Linked DNA regions of Homo sapiens: region 1 is linked to region 2. Evidence: read pairs that join two places in POLR2A ChIA-PET (ENCODE). Cell type or tissue: PC-9. All regions are shown on one strand. Each heading gives the region's core, and the rest is flanking DNA. Links, peaks and the distances in the headings are about the cores only.

Evidence for each region. ChIA-PET counts read pairs that join two places held together with the same protein. Peaks named below come from ENCODE experiments on the same cell type or tissue, not always from the same donor. Only the 100,000 strongest peaks of a DNase experiment are listed, where the experiment ranks them.
Region 1: POLR2A ChIA-PET joins it to region 2 with 14 read pairs; 3 of 35 experiments call an interaction of 5 or more read pairs at or near these places.

Annotation. Positions count from the first base shown.
Region 1 is chr2:85,091,292-85,099,499 of GRCh38, reverse strand. No RefSeq gene overlaps it. Among named protein-coding and RNA genes, the nearest start is that of LINC01964, 28 kb to the right of the region's middle. In PC-9, for the core only: no CTCF peak of the experiment used is centred there; DNase peaks (open chromatin) are centred at 2,689 and 3,389; H3K27ac peaks cover 513 bases.
Region 2 is chr2:85,245,256-85,253,463 of GRCh38, reverse strand. The region is part of intron 3 of TCF7L1 (transcription factor 7 like 1); the gene reads right to left. Among named protein-coding and RNA genes, the nearest start is that of TCF7L1-IT1, 63 kb to the right of the region's middle. In PC-9, for the core only: no CTCF peak of the experiment used is centred there; a DNase peak (open chromatin) is centred at 4,473; H3K27ac peaks cover 1,616 bases.

The DNA.
Region 1 (8,208 bases), core at 831-5,830, 150 kb after region 2:
GTGATCAGCCCACCTCAGCCTCCCAAAGTGCTGGGATTACAGGTGTGAGCCACCGCACCTGGCCTCTTATAATCCTTTTTATTTACGTAAGGTTGGTAGTAAATTTCCTCTTTACTGATTTCAGTAGCTTGAGTCTTCTCTTTTTTTTTTTTCTTGGTTAGTCTAGCTAAATATTGTCAATTTCATTGATCTTTTCAAAAAACCAACTTTTGATTTTGTTGATTTTCTCTGTTGTTTCTCTATTCTCTATTACATGTATCTCCGTTCTAATCTTTGTTAATTTCTTTTTTCCATTTGCTTTGGATTTAGTTTGCTCTTCTCTTTCTAATTTACTTTTCTTTTTCTTTTGAGACAGGGTCTCACTCTGTCTCCCAGGCTAGAGTGCAGTAGTGCAATCATGGCTCACTGCAGCCTCAACCTCCCTGGGCTCAGGTGATCCTCTCACCTCAGTCTCCTGAGTAGCTGGGACTACAGGTGCGTGCCATCTCACTCAGCTAATTTTTGTATTTTTTGTAGAGATGGAGTTTTGCCACGTTGCCCAGACTGCTTTCGAACTCCTGGGCTCAAGCAATCCTCCTGCCTTAGCCTCCCAAAGCGCTGGGATTACTGGCATGAGCCATCATGCCTGACCCCTTTCTAGTTCTTTAATGTAGAAGATTTAATTATTTATTTGAGACCTTTCTTCTTCTTTTATGTAGATATTTACAGCTATAAATTTCCCTGTAAGCACTGCTATTGCTGCATCCCATAACTTTTGGTATGTGTGTCTTCATTTTCATTTGCCTCAAAGTATTTTCTGATTTTTAAAAATTTCTTTTTTTTTTGAGACGGAGTCTCGTTCTGTTACCCAGGCTGGAGTGCTGTGGCGCGATCTTGGCTCACTGCAACCTCTGCCTCCTGGGTGCAAGTGATTCTCCTGCCTCAGTCTCCTGAGTAGCTGGGATTACAGGTGCACATCACCATGCCGGCCTAATTTTTTTTATTTTTAGTAGAGACAGAGTTTCACTATGTTGGCCAGAGTGGTCTCGAACTCCTGACCTCATGATCCACCTGCCTTGGCCTCCCAAAGTGCTGGGATTACAGGTGTGAGCCACTGCGCCCAGCCTTAAAAATTTCTTTCTTAGCCAGGCGCAGTGGCTCATGCCTGTAATCCCAGCACTTTGGGAGGCCGAGGCAGGTGGATCACCTGAGGTCAAAAGTTTGAGACCAGCCTGACCAATATGGTGAAAACCCATCTCTACTGAAAATACAAAAATTAGCCAGGCGTGGTAGTGGGCACCTGTAGTCCCAGCTACTTCGGAGGCTGAGACAGGAGAATTGCTTGAACCTGAGAGGCGGAGGTTGCAGTGAGCCAAGATCACGCCATTGCACTCCAGCCTGGATGACAGAGCGAGACTCTGTCTCAAAAAAAAAAAAAAAAAAAAATTCTTTCTTGACTAAATCGTTATTTGGAAGTGTGTTGTTTAATTTCCACCTATATGAGCTTCAAGTCAGTAATTAAAAAAAAATTCCACCTATTTGTGGATATACCGAATTTCTCTCCATTGATTTCTATTTCCATTTAATTGTAATTGGAGAACATAATTTGTATTATTTCTGTCCTTTTAAATTTATTGAGGTTTGTTTTATGACCTGTCATATGATCTATCTTTAGAGTGTTCCATGTGCACTTAAAAATTTTGATTCCACTTTTGCTGGGTGAAGTGTTCTGTAGATGTCTGTTAAGTCTAGTTTGTTTCTAGCGCTGTTCAAGTCTTCTATTTCCTTGTCGACCTTCTGTCTAGTTGTTCTACCCATTATTGAAAATGAAGCATATAAGTCTTCAACTATTATTGTCAAATTGTCTATTTCTCTCTTCAATTCTTTCATTTTTTGGCTTCACATATTTTGCATTTCTGTTGTTAGCTGCATATATGTGTGTAATTGCTACATTTTCTTGATGGATTTTGCGGCACCTCTTTACAGAGGAAAAGTGATCTTGAATTTTATTGCAATTTACAAATATTACAAATGTTAAGGTATTATATTTATTGGTGACATCTCTTGACTCAGTCTGGATAAAGATGTTGTTAATTTTACTGTATTACATAAAACCTCTTTGGCATTAGGTAACAATGTCATTAACAGGGGGCCTTGTTGCACTTGGGGGAGCAAAATCCTCCCATTTCTCATGCTGCATATTGTTCTAGAGTCTGCTCAACTCTAAGTTTCCATCTGGCATTGTTAGTGTCTCATTAACTGTATGACTTTTCCTATCCTAGGCAATAATTCTGCTACTAAATAATTTTTTTCCTGAGCCTTTTTTCTGCTTGTGACTTTTAAAAACTTTAGTCTGTTTGAAGATTCCAGTAACTACTTACAATAATCAGCCCGTTTACTTGTCAAATGACTATGATTTGTAGTCGAGTGTCTTTTCACTTTTGTGGGAGCCGTTGCTGAATGTGTAAGTTGCTCACCACAGATGACACACAAATGAACAGAAAACTCAAAGCCCATGTAAAGCCCATTTACAAATATCTTTAATTATGTAGATGAACTTTTTTGTGTCCATTGTCCTCTAGTGCATTGAAATGACTCAGAAAACTGAAATTTCTCATCGCTAATTTGAGAAGTGTCGTAGCCAGGTGCAGGGATGAGTGCCTGTAATCTCAGCTACTTGGGAAGCCGAGACACCTTAAGCTTGGGAGTTCCAGACCACAGACCAGCCTGGGGGCAACATAGCAAGACCTTGTCTCTTAAAAAAAAAAAAAAAATGCCAGTGTAGTGGCTCATGCTTATAATCTCAGCACTTTGGGAGGCTGAGGTGGGTGGGTCACCTGAGGTCAGGAGATCGAGACCAGCCTGGCCAACGTGGTAGAACCCCGTCTCTACTAAAAATACAAAAATTAGCCAGGAGTGGTGGCAGACGCCTATAATCCTGGCTACTTGGGAGGCTGAGGCAGGACAATCACTTGAACCTGGGGTGTGGAGGTTGCAGTGAACCGAGATCATGCCACTGCACTCCAGCCTGGGTGATGGATTGAGACTCCATCACAAAAAAGAAAGGAAAAAAAAAAAAAAAGAAGAAAAAGGAAAAAAGGGAAGTTTCTGTAAACCTAGGCTTTGAATCCCCCTTTTCTTTTTTATACTACATCTATCTTCAAAAATCAGCATATTGGACTATCAAACATGTTGGTAAGACACAAACGCTAGTTCTAAGAGGATATAACTGGAAGAGTATGGTAAATATCTACCTGAGAAAATTGAAAAAATGATGAATGTGTCACAGTATGCATCACTTCTAATATATGCAATTCACATTTTGCAATGTTTACAGTAACTGCAAAATGACAAGGATGGATGTCCTTGTCATTGTAGCACTAAAAATTCCATCTTTAGCATGAAACTTTACCTCTTATTTTCTACTAAACTGATAAGGCGTGTTTGCCTTGTGAGTAAAATGGCAGTGTGTAAGGAAGCTGGGAAAGGAAATTTGAGTAAGAGAGTGTGGTGTTCTAAAATATGTCCACAAAAAAGGTGGAGCTGGCTCATGCCTGTAATCCCAGCACTTTGGGAGGCCGAGGCGGGTGGATCACCTGAGGCCAGGAGTTCGAGACCAGCCTGGCCAACATGGTGAAACCCCGTCTCTACTAAAAATGCAAAAAAATTAGCCAGGCGTGGTGGCACACACCTGTAATCCCAACTACTAGGGAGGCTGAGGCAGGAGAATCACTTGAACTTGGGAGGTGGAAGTTGCAATAAGCTGAGATCAGGACACTGCACTCCAGCCTAGGTGACAGAACCAGACTCCATCTCAAAAAAAAAAAAAAAAAAAAAAAAGTGGAGCCCATTTCCACTCCCTCATCCCCTCAAGCATGAGCTATCCCTAGTGATTTGCTTAGTGAATGGCATGTGGCAGAAGTGACAGTGTGTGATATTCAAGATCAGGACATACAGAGCATGTGCAGCTGTGCAAGGGGCTCACACCTGTAATCCTAGCACTTGGGGAGGCCAAGGCGGGAGGGTCGCTTTTGGACAGGAGTTTGAGACTAGCCTGGGAAATATAGCAAGACCCTGTCTGTACAAAAAACTTTAAAAATTAGCCAGGCATGGTGGCACGTGCCTGTAGTTCCAGTGAGGTGGGAGGCTGAGGCAGGAGGATGGCTGGAACCCAGAAGTTAGAGGTTACAGTGAGTAATGATTGCACCACTGCATTCCAGTCTTTGCAACAGAGCAATATCCTGTCTCTAAGAAAAGGAAAGCACTGTGGCTTTCTCCATGCGCTCTCTCTTGGATCACTCTCCTGGGGGAAAACCAGAAACCAAGATGTCAGGACACTTAAGCAGCCCTAGGAAGAGTCCCACATGGCAAGGAACTGAAACCTTCTGCCAATAATAAAGTAAGGTCCTTTGTTCACATGTTTATCTGCTGACCTTCCCTCCACTATTGTCCTATGACCCTGCCAAATCCCCCTCTCCGAGAAACACCCAAGAATGATCAATAAATACTAAAAAAATAAAAAATAATAATAATAAAGTAAGGGAGCCATCTTGGAGGTAGACCCCCACCAGACCCTGTCAAGCCTTCAGGTGACTGAATCCCCAGATGACATCCTGATTGCAACCCTACAAGAGCCTGAGCTAGAGTTGCCCACCTAAACTACCAAATTCCTGTCCCACAGAAACCATAATATGAGATAAATTGTTGGTTGTAAATTTTGGAGTGATTTGTTATGCAGCAACAGATAACTAATACAGATTGGGGCTTACGCCACCAGCTTACCATCCTCCTCCACACAATACAGAGCTCGTCCTCTATTAGCAGCCTCCCCATCTTGTGTCGAAACTGAGAATGGCCTCAGCCAAATGAACTCAGCGCTACTCTGCACTATCAACAACGTTCCACTGACCAAAGCAAGGTACATGGCCAAGTCCAGATTCAAAGGTAGGAGAAATAAACCATATGTCTTGGTGGGAGAGGCTGGATAAAGATGTTAATTTTACTGTATTACATAAAACCTCTTTGACATTAGGTAACATGTCATTAACAGAGGGCCTTATTCATCAGAGAAATGCAAATTAAAACCACAATGAGATACCATCTCACACCAGTTAGAATGGCAATCATTAAAAAGTCAGGAAACAACAGGTGCTGGAGAGGATGTGGAGAAATAGGAACACTTTTACACTGTTGGTGGGACGGTAAACTGGTTCAACCATTGTGGAAGTCAGTGCGGCGATTCCTCAGGGATCTAGAACTAGAAATACCATTTGACCCAGCCATCCCATTACTGGATATATACCCAAAGGACCATAAATCATGCTGCTATAAAGACAACATGAACACGTATGTTTATTGCGGCACTATTCACAATAGCAAAGACTTGGAACCAACCCAAATGTCCAACAATGATAGACTGGATTAAGAAAATGTGGCACATACACACCATGGAATACTATGCAGCCATAAAAAATGATGAGTTCATGTCCTTTGTAGGGACATGGATGAAATTGGAAATCATCATTCTCAGTAAACTATCGCAAGGACAAAAAACCAAACACCGCATGTTCTCACTCATAGATGGGAATTGAACAATGAGAACACATGGACACAGGAAGGGGAACATCACACTCTGGGGACTGTTGTGGGGTGGGGGGAAGGGGGAGCGATAGCATTAGGAGATATACCTAATGCTAAATGACGAGTTAATGGGTGCAGCACACCACCATGGCACATGTATACATATGTAACTAACCTGCACATTGTGCACATGTACCCTAAAACTTAAAGTATAATAATAATAAAAAAAAGAAAAAGAATGGAGATTATCTCAGGTAAATGGTTTATAAATAAACTTTTGCCTTCTTTCTTAAAAAACAAAACAAAACAAAACAAAAAACAAAAACACAGAGGGCCTTATTGCACTTTGGGGGAGCAAAATCCTCCCATTTCTCATGCTGCATATTGTTCTAGAGTCCATTCAACTCTAAGTTGCAAAGTCATATTGCAAAGAAGCCTGCATACAGGAAAGAGAGGGATTTGTAACCATTTTTAAAAATCTACCACTAGCAGGAATATTTTGTTGTGCCAGGAAGCACAGAAACTGTCAAAGACTAATGAAGTCATTTGAAAAGGACATATGAGACAACTTGAGGGGGCTTCACTGGCCTAACATGGAAAAATTAGGATTTGTTTTTAAATACTCAAGAAAAGTCCAGGCACAGTGGCTCATGCCTATAATCCCACAGCTTTGGGAGGCTGAGGCAAGGGAGGATCACTTGAAGCCAGGAGTTCAAGACCAAACTGGGCAACATAGTGAGACCCTATCTCTAAAAATAAATAAATAATTAACCGGGCATGGTGACATGTGCCTGTAGTCCCAACTACTTGGGAGGCTGAGGTGGGAGGATTGCTTGAGCCAGAGAGGTCGAGGCTGCAGTGAGCCATGGTTGTGTCACTGCACTCTGGCCTGGGTGGCAGAGTGAGACCCTGTCCCAATAAAATAAAACAAAATACTGAAGAAAAAACAAAATTGGAGTGTGGAGAGATAAAACAGGTTTGACAGAATGTTGAGAATAGCCAAAGCTTAGTGATGGACAGAGGAAGATTAATTTTTTTTAGTCTCTTTACTTTTGGTATGTTTGACATTTTTCTTAATAAGAATTTTCAAAAAGTCACATGTATTTAGGACAAAAAAATTTAGAAAACACAGAAATGTAAAAAGTGAAAAATAATTGGTTAATCCCACCACTCAGAGATAAGTGTTGGTAATACCGGACTGTCCTTCTAGGCTGTTCCTATTCATATTTGCAAACTGTGGCCTCCCAGCCTTGCTCAGAATGTCACTAACCATTGTTGTCTTAGTCTGTTTTGTGCTGCGATAGCAGAATACCACACACTGGCTAATTTGTAACAAACAGAAATTTATTTGGTTCATGGTTCTGGAGGCTGGGAAGTCCAAGATTGAGGAATGCATCTGGCGAGGGTTTCTTGCTGCGTCATAACATGACTGAAGGTATTGCATGGTGAGAGAAGGCAAGAGATTGAATTTGCAGTCTCAAGCTCTTTTAAAATTGGCATGAATCTATTCATAAGGGTGGAGCCCTCATGATCTAAACTGCTCCCATTGGGCCCCGTCTCCCAATACTGCTGCACTGGGGATTACATTTCCAACACATACTTTTTGGGGGACACATTCAAGCCATAGCAATCGTTAAGTAAACACAGCCTTCTGCGACACACCAGGGAGCTGTGCCTCATGGTTACTGGTAGGAGAAGCAACTTGCTTGCACATTGTTACCTGTAATTTGGATCCTATGGACTTGGCACTGTGGCTTTGGGTCCCATGTCTGAAACCCTTTTTTGTTTTGTGCGTTTTTTGTTTGTTTGTTTTGTTTTGCCCTGACTCAGGATCTTAACACTTTGGGAGGCAGATCCCTTCTGGCCCTTAGGGAGATCTCTTCTGAAACCTGTTTAGCTGCCTATTTCTGGGCAGGCCGCCACAACTACAAAGGGAATTGTGAGTATGCCACAAACCTATATTTGAATGCAACCTATCCTAAGCATACCCTAAGCTTCCCTTTCCTTTTCACATTATTAGGTAATAAGAAGACTGAAATGTTGAAATGTTGTTTAATTTATATGGATTTATTTTACAAATGTCACCAAATCAGAACCATATTCTACTTTTTCCACCTTACATATCCTGGGAATATTTTTGTGTGCTATTAAATATATATATATCTATATATATATATATATTTTTTTTGAGATGGAGTTTTGCTCTTGTCACCCAGGCTGGAGTGCAATGGCACGATCTCAGCTCACGGCAACATCCGCCTCCAAGGTTCAAGTGATTCTCCTGCCTCAGCCTCCCATGTAGCTGGGAATACAGGCGCCTGCCACCACACCTGGCTAATTTTTGTATTTTTTGTAGAGACAGGGTTTCACCATGTTGGCCAGACTGGTCTTGAACTCCTGACCTCAGGTGATCTGCCCGCCTCAGTCTCCCAAAGTGCTGGGGACAGGTGTGAGCCACCACGCCCGGCCTTAAATATACTTTCTAATATGATATTTTGTGCTGGCATAATTTTCTGAAGTTGCGTGTTATACATTCAAATTATTTTCCACAGCAATTTTCACAGCTCTAAATAATGCCACAATGAATATTTTTATAAATAAATCTTCCACTACCTCTCTGTCTCTTAGAATAGGTTCCTCGATATGGAA
Region 2 (8,208 bases), core at 1,741-6,740:
GCATTGACTTGCCAGCATGAACCAGCCTACTCAGGACAAAGCATGGAGGTCGTAACCAAATGGGTCAAACAGCCAACAGACCAGACCTCCCCGCCCCCGCCCCTGTGAGCAGGTTTCTGACCTTACGAACAACAGCAGTTGCGTTTAGGTAAAACGACAATCACACTTCTGACTGGCTGTCAAACTATTCATGAAAATGGCCACCAACTTCCTATTTTTTAAATCAAACACTAAGCCATATGTCTGCTACACAATGAAAAATCCCAAACCTATGTGGTTTAATAGGCTTTCCAACATTTCTTCAGAAGCCTAGATCTCTAACGTTTACATTTAAGGTGACACTGGCTCACGGTCTGTTGTTCCATAGTCTTATTGCACTGTTTACACATCCTACCTCATTTTTACAGAAATGGGTCATTAGGCCAGGGACCACCTTCTTCCATGTCATGACATGCTTTGGTTGGGAGTGGCGAAGGTCTAATTTTAGGCCGTCTGAGAAAGGGCCTAAAATTTCCTAAAGTAAAGCAATAGAGATCAAGTTTTTAGGTTTTCTGAGGTTTTAAAACCAGAAAGCCATTCTGTTTCCTTGAGCTGCCATCCATTCAACCCTAGAAGTTGCAGCCTGCCGTTCTGGGCTCAGAGAAGGGAGGACTAATGCTCAGAACAGTTTCCCTGGGGAGCTGGATACTAGGTGCTGAGGTTGGGCTCCCTGGCAGGCACAGGCCTCGGGGAGCTTGTGGTAGGGGCTGCTTGGAAACCACACACTTACTCTACTCTGATGACACTGTTTGTGTGCAAGCATTTCTAGACTGTTCTTTGGAAATGGGCTGTAGAAAACATTCATTCCTTCAAAACACACCGCTCTTTTGTGGTCTTTTATTTCCCCCTTCTTGGCTTTGCTACTCTCCTGGGAGTCAGAGGCTCCCCAAACTCCCAGGGAAGGGATCTCTTTTGGAGAGGCCATGCAGAGGGGTCACACCGAGGCTTGGGTCACACCGAGGCTTGGGTCAGGGTAGTAGAGTGATAGCAAATGCTCATGTGGAATTGTCTGCCTGAACGGGTGGCTATAAATTATCACAGGGTATAACTGCCCGAGACCACGTAGGTGAATTATCTACAAGTCCTGCGAATGCTCAGGACTACAGCTGCCATGAATATGGCTTCAAAATAAGTTTCCTTAGATGAAAACAACTGAGAGGCCAGAGGCATCAGCTAGCCTGTGGGGAGGATGTGGGAGGACCACCCATAGCCTCAGTTTCCCTGGGTGCACCACTCACTTCCCTCAGAGTCCTTTCTGTGATACCTGCCTCCCCCAGCCCTCTTGTCACTGTACCACCCAATGCACACACAGCAGCAGAGAAGCATCTGGAGTGTGAGTGTGTGTGTTTTGAGAGAGGATCTTACTCTGTTACCCAGGCTGGAGTGCAGTGGCGCAATCACAGCTCACTGAAGTCTCGACCTCCTGGGTTCAAGTGATCCTCCCACCTCAGCCTCCCAAGTGGCTAGGATTACAGGTACGTGCCACCACGCCTGGCTAATTTTTTGTATCGTTTGTAGTGATGGGGTTTTGCTGTGTTACCCAGGCTGGTCTCAGACTCCTGAGACTCAAATGATCTGCCTGCTTCCGCCTCCCAAAATACTGGGATTACAGGCGTGAGCCACTGCACCTAGCCTAGAGTGTCTCTGAATTGCAATCGGAATTTGAATGGGAAACTGTCAGCTAGTTTAAGGGGCAAGCAGTAGGTAGCTTCTTGTCACATTTTCTCAATCAGATGCCAGTCACAGGGAACTATCAAAAAGCGGCGATTTACAAGAGTGACCTGAATAGATGCTCTGGTCTGGTCTCTCTCCTTCAGCTCTTATATCCAGCTGGTCCCTTCTGTCCTGAAGAGGTAAACAGCCTCAAGCGGGGCCCAGAGACTTGGGTTCTAACTCGACCCCAATTAGCAGTGTGATGACTTTAGGCAGGTCCTTTCCCCTTGCTGATCACAGCTGCTAGAAAAAGCCTTTATGGAAACAAACATGTATTAGACCCCTACTGTTTACACTATATACTGTACACAATAAAGGCAAAGGCTTTTTATTTCTTCCTCACAAGCTTCTCTTTGTGTGCATAGAAATGAGTGCTGATTATCATTTAGACATAATAATATCCGGATATGGGTCATTAAGCAGGGCAGTGACCTACCCACTTGGTCCACTGACCTATTCTTGGTTATTGCAAAACATTATTCAGACAGCAAGATAAATTGGTTAATTTTTCTTTCCACTCCTAAATTGTTAAATTAGTTACAGCAAAAAACAAAACCCAAGTAAACAAACCACACAAACCTCCTAAATACAAAGTAGGGCCCTGATCCTGCCATCTGTTTAACTCCTAAATATAGGCTGGTTTATCTCTCTCCCACCTTCTGGTGGCCTCAGGCCATGTTCTCAGGCCTCTAACTCTTAGCTGCTATTTAGAATCCAGCTGTTAATTACTTATTTAACACCTTTTTGCTGCTCAGTCTGAACACTAAGCATTCTCCGAGACTACAGTTTCTCCTTTGCCTTTCTTTAGTGGCTCTGAAAGGTCTCTCAAAGGTTATCTGTCCTCAAGATGTGCCTAATTCTGTGCATTCAGGGCTTTCTTTGCAGGGGACGGCACAACTTGGGAGCTTTTAACATACACGAAACACAAAATAGTGTAATACAAAGCTAGCCAGGCTTATTAAAAATCTCATTTTTCGGCTGGGCATGGTGGATCACGCCTGTAATCCTACCACTTTGGGAGGCTGAGGTGGGTGATCATTTGAGGCCAGGAGTTCGAGACCAGCCTGGCCAACATGGCGAAACCCTGTCTCTACTAAAAATACAAAAATCAGCCAGGCGTGGTGGCCGGCGCCTGTAATCCCAGCTACTCAGGAGGCTGAGGCACGAGAATCGCTTGAACCCGGGAGGTGGAGGTTGCAGTGAGCCGAGATAGCACCACTGCACTCCAGCCTGGGCGACAGAGCGAGACTCTGTCTCAAAAAAAAAAAATTCTCACTTTTGAGCTAGTCTATGTTTAATATTTAATATATTACCGAGTGCTTTTTTAAAAGGCCCAGTTACCAATTCCTGTGTGTGGCAAGGTGAGAAGGCCAGGGGTGATGGGTGCCTTATGGCTTTGGTCTATTGCAGATGCCTTCCAGTAGTGGACCAGAGCAGCTGGCACTGGTGTACTGGCATCTCCTTCAAACTCAGTGTTCAGTGATGTCACGTTGGTAGCTTGAAATCAGCCACAGGGAGAGTATTTACATCATGGAAATTGGCAAACACTAATCAGAGCACAATCCTCCCCACCAGGAGCTGACTGTTAAATATTTACCAGTACATCACTGCTTATAACCCATTTCCCCACTTCTCTTTCTATCATTAATTTAAAGGACTCATTTATTGGGCACACAGTCCACTGCATTAGACACAAATGCTACAGAAAAACAACAATAACAAATGTTACCTTTCTCTGTCCCTATGTCTTTGTCTATGTCTTTACACTGCAAACTCACTTAATCCTCAGAACAACATAGTGGGATAAAGAAATAATGTTATCACCTTTTCACAGATGAGGAAACTGAGGCACAGAATGGCAAAACCTTGCTCATGGCTGCAACTGATGATGCTTCCAGACCCAGAACTGAGGGCTTTTCCCCACCCCACAGAGCCCATGGGTTTTCTACTCTCCCAGGAAAAGGCCTGGATGGAGGCCCAGTGTGCAAAAACTCAGGGATATGTTCCACCAGAACTAAGACTCAAGAGCAAATGAGTTTTATGGAGGCTTTGTACCAGGAAGGGTTCTTAAGGGAGACAGTTGTGCAGGCTGTGAGGAAGGTTCCGCAGACCCCCAGAAAAGCAGGTGAGTGGCAACTGGGGTCACCTTGAGAAGAGGGGTTTTGGAGTACAACAGGCCCCTTGGCCTGGTACACTTTATCAAGGCAGAAAAATGCCTTCCACTTCTGGAGGGAAAAAAAGGAAAGAGGCACAGGATGCAATTAGGAAAGAACAAACATATCCTCAGATTCTCACAGCTGAACAACTAGGGAAAACCCAGCCTGTAAACAATCAAAAACTGGTGTCGCCAGAGCAAATACCCAGGACTCTGCTCACCCATGCAAGGGTAACTGCACGAGAATCGGGGCCCACACCAGCACAGGCCAGCGAGGGACCACTTTTTCCTTAGCAGTAGCGGCAGTGGCAGCAGCTGGTTCTCCTGCTGGGTTCCCAGATGGAAATTCCAAAGGGAACTACTTTCTGCATTCAGCACACAGAGAAAAACTGCAACTAGTGAAAAGCAAAAACTAAAATTTCAAATGCTACTTTGTAGAATGCAAACAGTCATAGTCTGCCAACAGACATTAGGCTAGGTATTTCCTTATGATACTTACAAGAGACGGAAAACCAAGTTCACTCCCCCTTTCCCTACTTCCTCCTGTTTTTTTTTTCCCTCCCCAAGGGAATGAGTCAAGTCAGTCAACAAGTATTTATGGAGCACCCACAGGATTGCAGAGTCTGGGAGGAGGCACGGGTTGCTGGAAGAAGCCCAGGATAGCTCTCATTTGAGACAGTTAAAGGAAATGTCAATCCTCAGGCCAGGTCTAAACAGGGCAGTGAAGAACTGACTGCCACCTGGGTGGGTTTATTCTGGACCAATCACTCACTCCTGGCTGAGCTGCCTCTGTTATTGGCAAGGTTATCCACCAAAGTGGGTGGATCAGCTATGTTCATGTACATTTTTGGAAAACTACAAGCACAACGCTAGCAATCTTGATGGTTTAGGGGGTGGGAGTTGGTGGTTGGCTGAGATACTCTTCTTCCTCCCTCCCAAAAGGCCCCACAACGATAAAAATTAAACAAATGTTGTCAGGTGTTCACCATTTCTCCTCTGCAAATGTAAGTGTGTATAAGTGGGACGGGAAGGCTAGCAAAACCCAGGGCCCATGGAAACAGCCTCCTGGGGGCCTGTCCGCTCTAGTTTGGAGACTGGGTTGTATTTATTTGGCTGCAGATCCTGCTACTCCAAGTGTGTTCCCTGGACCAGTACCATCAGCACTATGTGGAATTGTGTTAGAAATGCAGAGTTCCAGGCCCCACGACAGCCCTACTGAAGTAGAATCTGCGTTTACACAATCTCTTCAGACGGTTCCCATGCATGGGTGAGTTGAAGAAACGCCAGTCCCAAAAACCAAGCAAGTGTTTGTTATTAAACCCCAGAGAGCCCCCAAAGTCACATTTGGGGAACATGTGCCTTTCATATTGCAGGGGGGCAGTTAGCTCCCTAGATTTCCTGTTCACAGAAAGCAAATACCAGTAAAGCCTAAAGATTTATAAATCTATTATAACTCCTGGTTTAAAAGTAGGTACCTGGAAGGACCCAGGTCAGTTGCACATTATTCAATCACCATAGGAAGATATATTCTTGGAGCTAACAGAACCGAACACTACCGGCCACAAGGAGTCTTTTCACATCTACATTACACTCAACTAACTGCATGCTGGCCTAGATTCGCTTCTGTTTTAAATATCCAAGCTATGTTTGAATAACCTGTATGGTTACAATTAGGATCACTGCATCTGGGAAAGTCACCGCAAACCCCCACACATAAATACGGTGATTTTAATAACAAATAACACATTTGGAGGCTGGTATATAAGTATGCAGGCAGAGGAAGCCACTGAAGATGTTAATTTGCATGTTCACAAAGAAATGGAATCCAGCTGCAACGTTAATGCTTAATTCTACAGAGCCATAGGACACCCGCGCAACCTTACCATGGGCATGCTCTAAATTTAAAGCCGATTTTCAAACCCTCACAATTTTGGCAAAAACCTCAATTCAACTGCTTAAGGAGACTGGATTTTCTGTGAATCCTAAAATAGTGCTAGCAGAAAAAAGTCCATTTGTTTAAGTTTTGCAAGTTAAAGACAAGTATCTGAATTGATTTGATGCAAAGGTTCTCAAAACATTCACCTTGGGGCAGGAAAAACAAAAGGTCTCATTGGAAGAGATTCCTTCTTATAAGGGATTGGAATTTACGGACTAGGGTCTAACTTAGCTGTTGCTTTCTGGCCTCCTACACTTGTATTTACTGTTTAAAGTAAAATGTGAAAATTATATCAGTCTTTAAGAAGATAAACCTTCTGAAATAGGATGCATATGAGTGAATGTGTTTGTATAAGAGGGAGAGGTTAATAATAGCGGTCATGGTGATATTAATAACAATAAAAGGTAGTGTGCTAATTTGGATATTGTATCCTGGTAAGCTGTGTTCACTTCACCAGTTTCTCTAAGAAAATGGATTCTGTTGAACTGCTCACTAGCATGGTGTACTTGCTCAAGCACCTGCAAAAAGACAGAGGGGGCTTCTTGTAGGGATGCAAACCCAGTGGGGCAAACAAACAGAGCCTGGTAACAGCACAATCAATCAACTGTTTCAGTTATGAAGGAAAGAGCTGCTAAAACCTCCCACTCCAGTGGAATGTACCTCACTGAAAGCTCTTGGCACTCACTCTTTACAGAGAATGGTGGGTAGCCAGGACCTATGGTGACATCAGGCACAGAGCAATTCTCCTGTCCTACAAGTGGACAAGAGGGAAGGAGGGTGGTGGTCAAAACCATCATGGGGGTACATGTATCAGATAATGACTAGACTGCATGATTTCATGAGATAAGAAAAAAATATCTTGAGAGAAATGCTTGAGAGTCCTTAGGATTGCAATTCTGCTGAGCACTTGGCTCATCTGTTATTAATAAATGCTGGTGGCAATATCCATGAGTACACTTGTCAGAGGGGCTGCTTCCTCCCCCACCGAGCAACGGCCAGATGGAGAAGTCAGGAGACCTGCGTGGAGAGCCTCGCCTTGCCAGGGGCAAATCCATCACCTCAATAAGCCTCAACTCACTGTCTATTAAATAGGAGTGATTATACCAGCTGCACTTAATTCTTAGAACTATTTTGAGGATGAAATGAGATAATGGATGTGAGTCGTTAAGTATGTCAATCTGGGAATATGTGGGTGGAGCTGTGTGGGAGGTGAGCTCCCTTCTGCTCTGTCATGAAAGGCATGTGACACTCTTCATAGTACTTCCCTCTCCCAGGCCCCCAAATAAGCTTGCCTGTCAATTTTGACACATTTAGAATTCATTAAGTAATTAAATCCATTTTGATCTAATTGAGTTTTCCTTTGAGGGCAGTTTAAGATTCCACTAAGCCTGTGAAGCTTATGAGTAATTGCAAGTGGAAACTACACCCAACTGTGTTGAGATGTCCATCCTCGATTTTTTCCCAATGCATGATTTCACTTGCCGGGATGGCACTGTTACATCTGGAGATCAGAACCAAGCCAACCACCACCACTAGCAGAAGCAATAAATAACACCATTGCATTGAGTCAGCACTGTGGACAGTCCTGTCCTAAACCACATTCATGGGGGACACCTGACTGCCATTCACTTGGAGATCTTTCTGGGCAAAGGAGAGCTGGTCAGTCACCGGGTGACCAAAACCGGCACTGCACTGCCCAAGAAGGACATGGCCATCCTTTAACTGTTTCCATCTGACAAACTGCTGTTGGTCTATGGGCAACTGTTGGTCTGTTTTTTTTTTTTTTTAATTAATTAATTTTTTTTTGAGATGGAGTCTCGCTCTGTTGCCCAGGCCGGAATGCAGTGGTGCGATCTCGGCTCACTGCCAGCTCCTCCTCCCAGGTTCATGCCATTCTCCTGCCTCAGCCTCCCGAGTAGCTGGGACTACAAGCGCCCACCACCATGCCCAGCTCATTTTTTGTATTTTTTTTAGTAGAGACGGGGTTTCACCGTGTTAGCCAGGATGGTCTCGATCTCCTGACCTCGTGATCTGCCCGCCTCGGCCTCCCAAAGTGCTGGGATTACAGATGTGAGCCACCGTGCCTGGCCCGGTCTGTTTTAAAGAGGCCCCTGGCTCTGACCTTGTAGCTCAAAGATGAGCCACATGGTTCCAGGTCCCCATCTGGGACTTCTGGTTGCACTGTGCCAGTGGGAAGCCTTGTCAGCCAACCTACCCCATCTTAGAGGGAAGAGGGACTGGTGACTGATGCCCAGTGAAGAGGCTTGCCTTCGGCCCTCCATCCAAGAAGGGAACCCCCTATGGCCCACTATCCTAAGCAAGTGCTGAGCCATAGTCAGCTTCACCCCATTCTCTATGGGAGCCT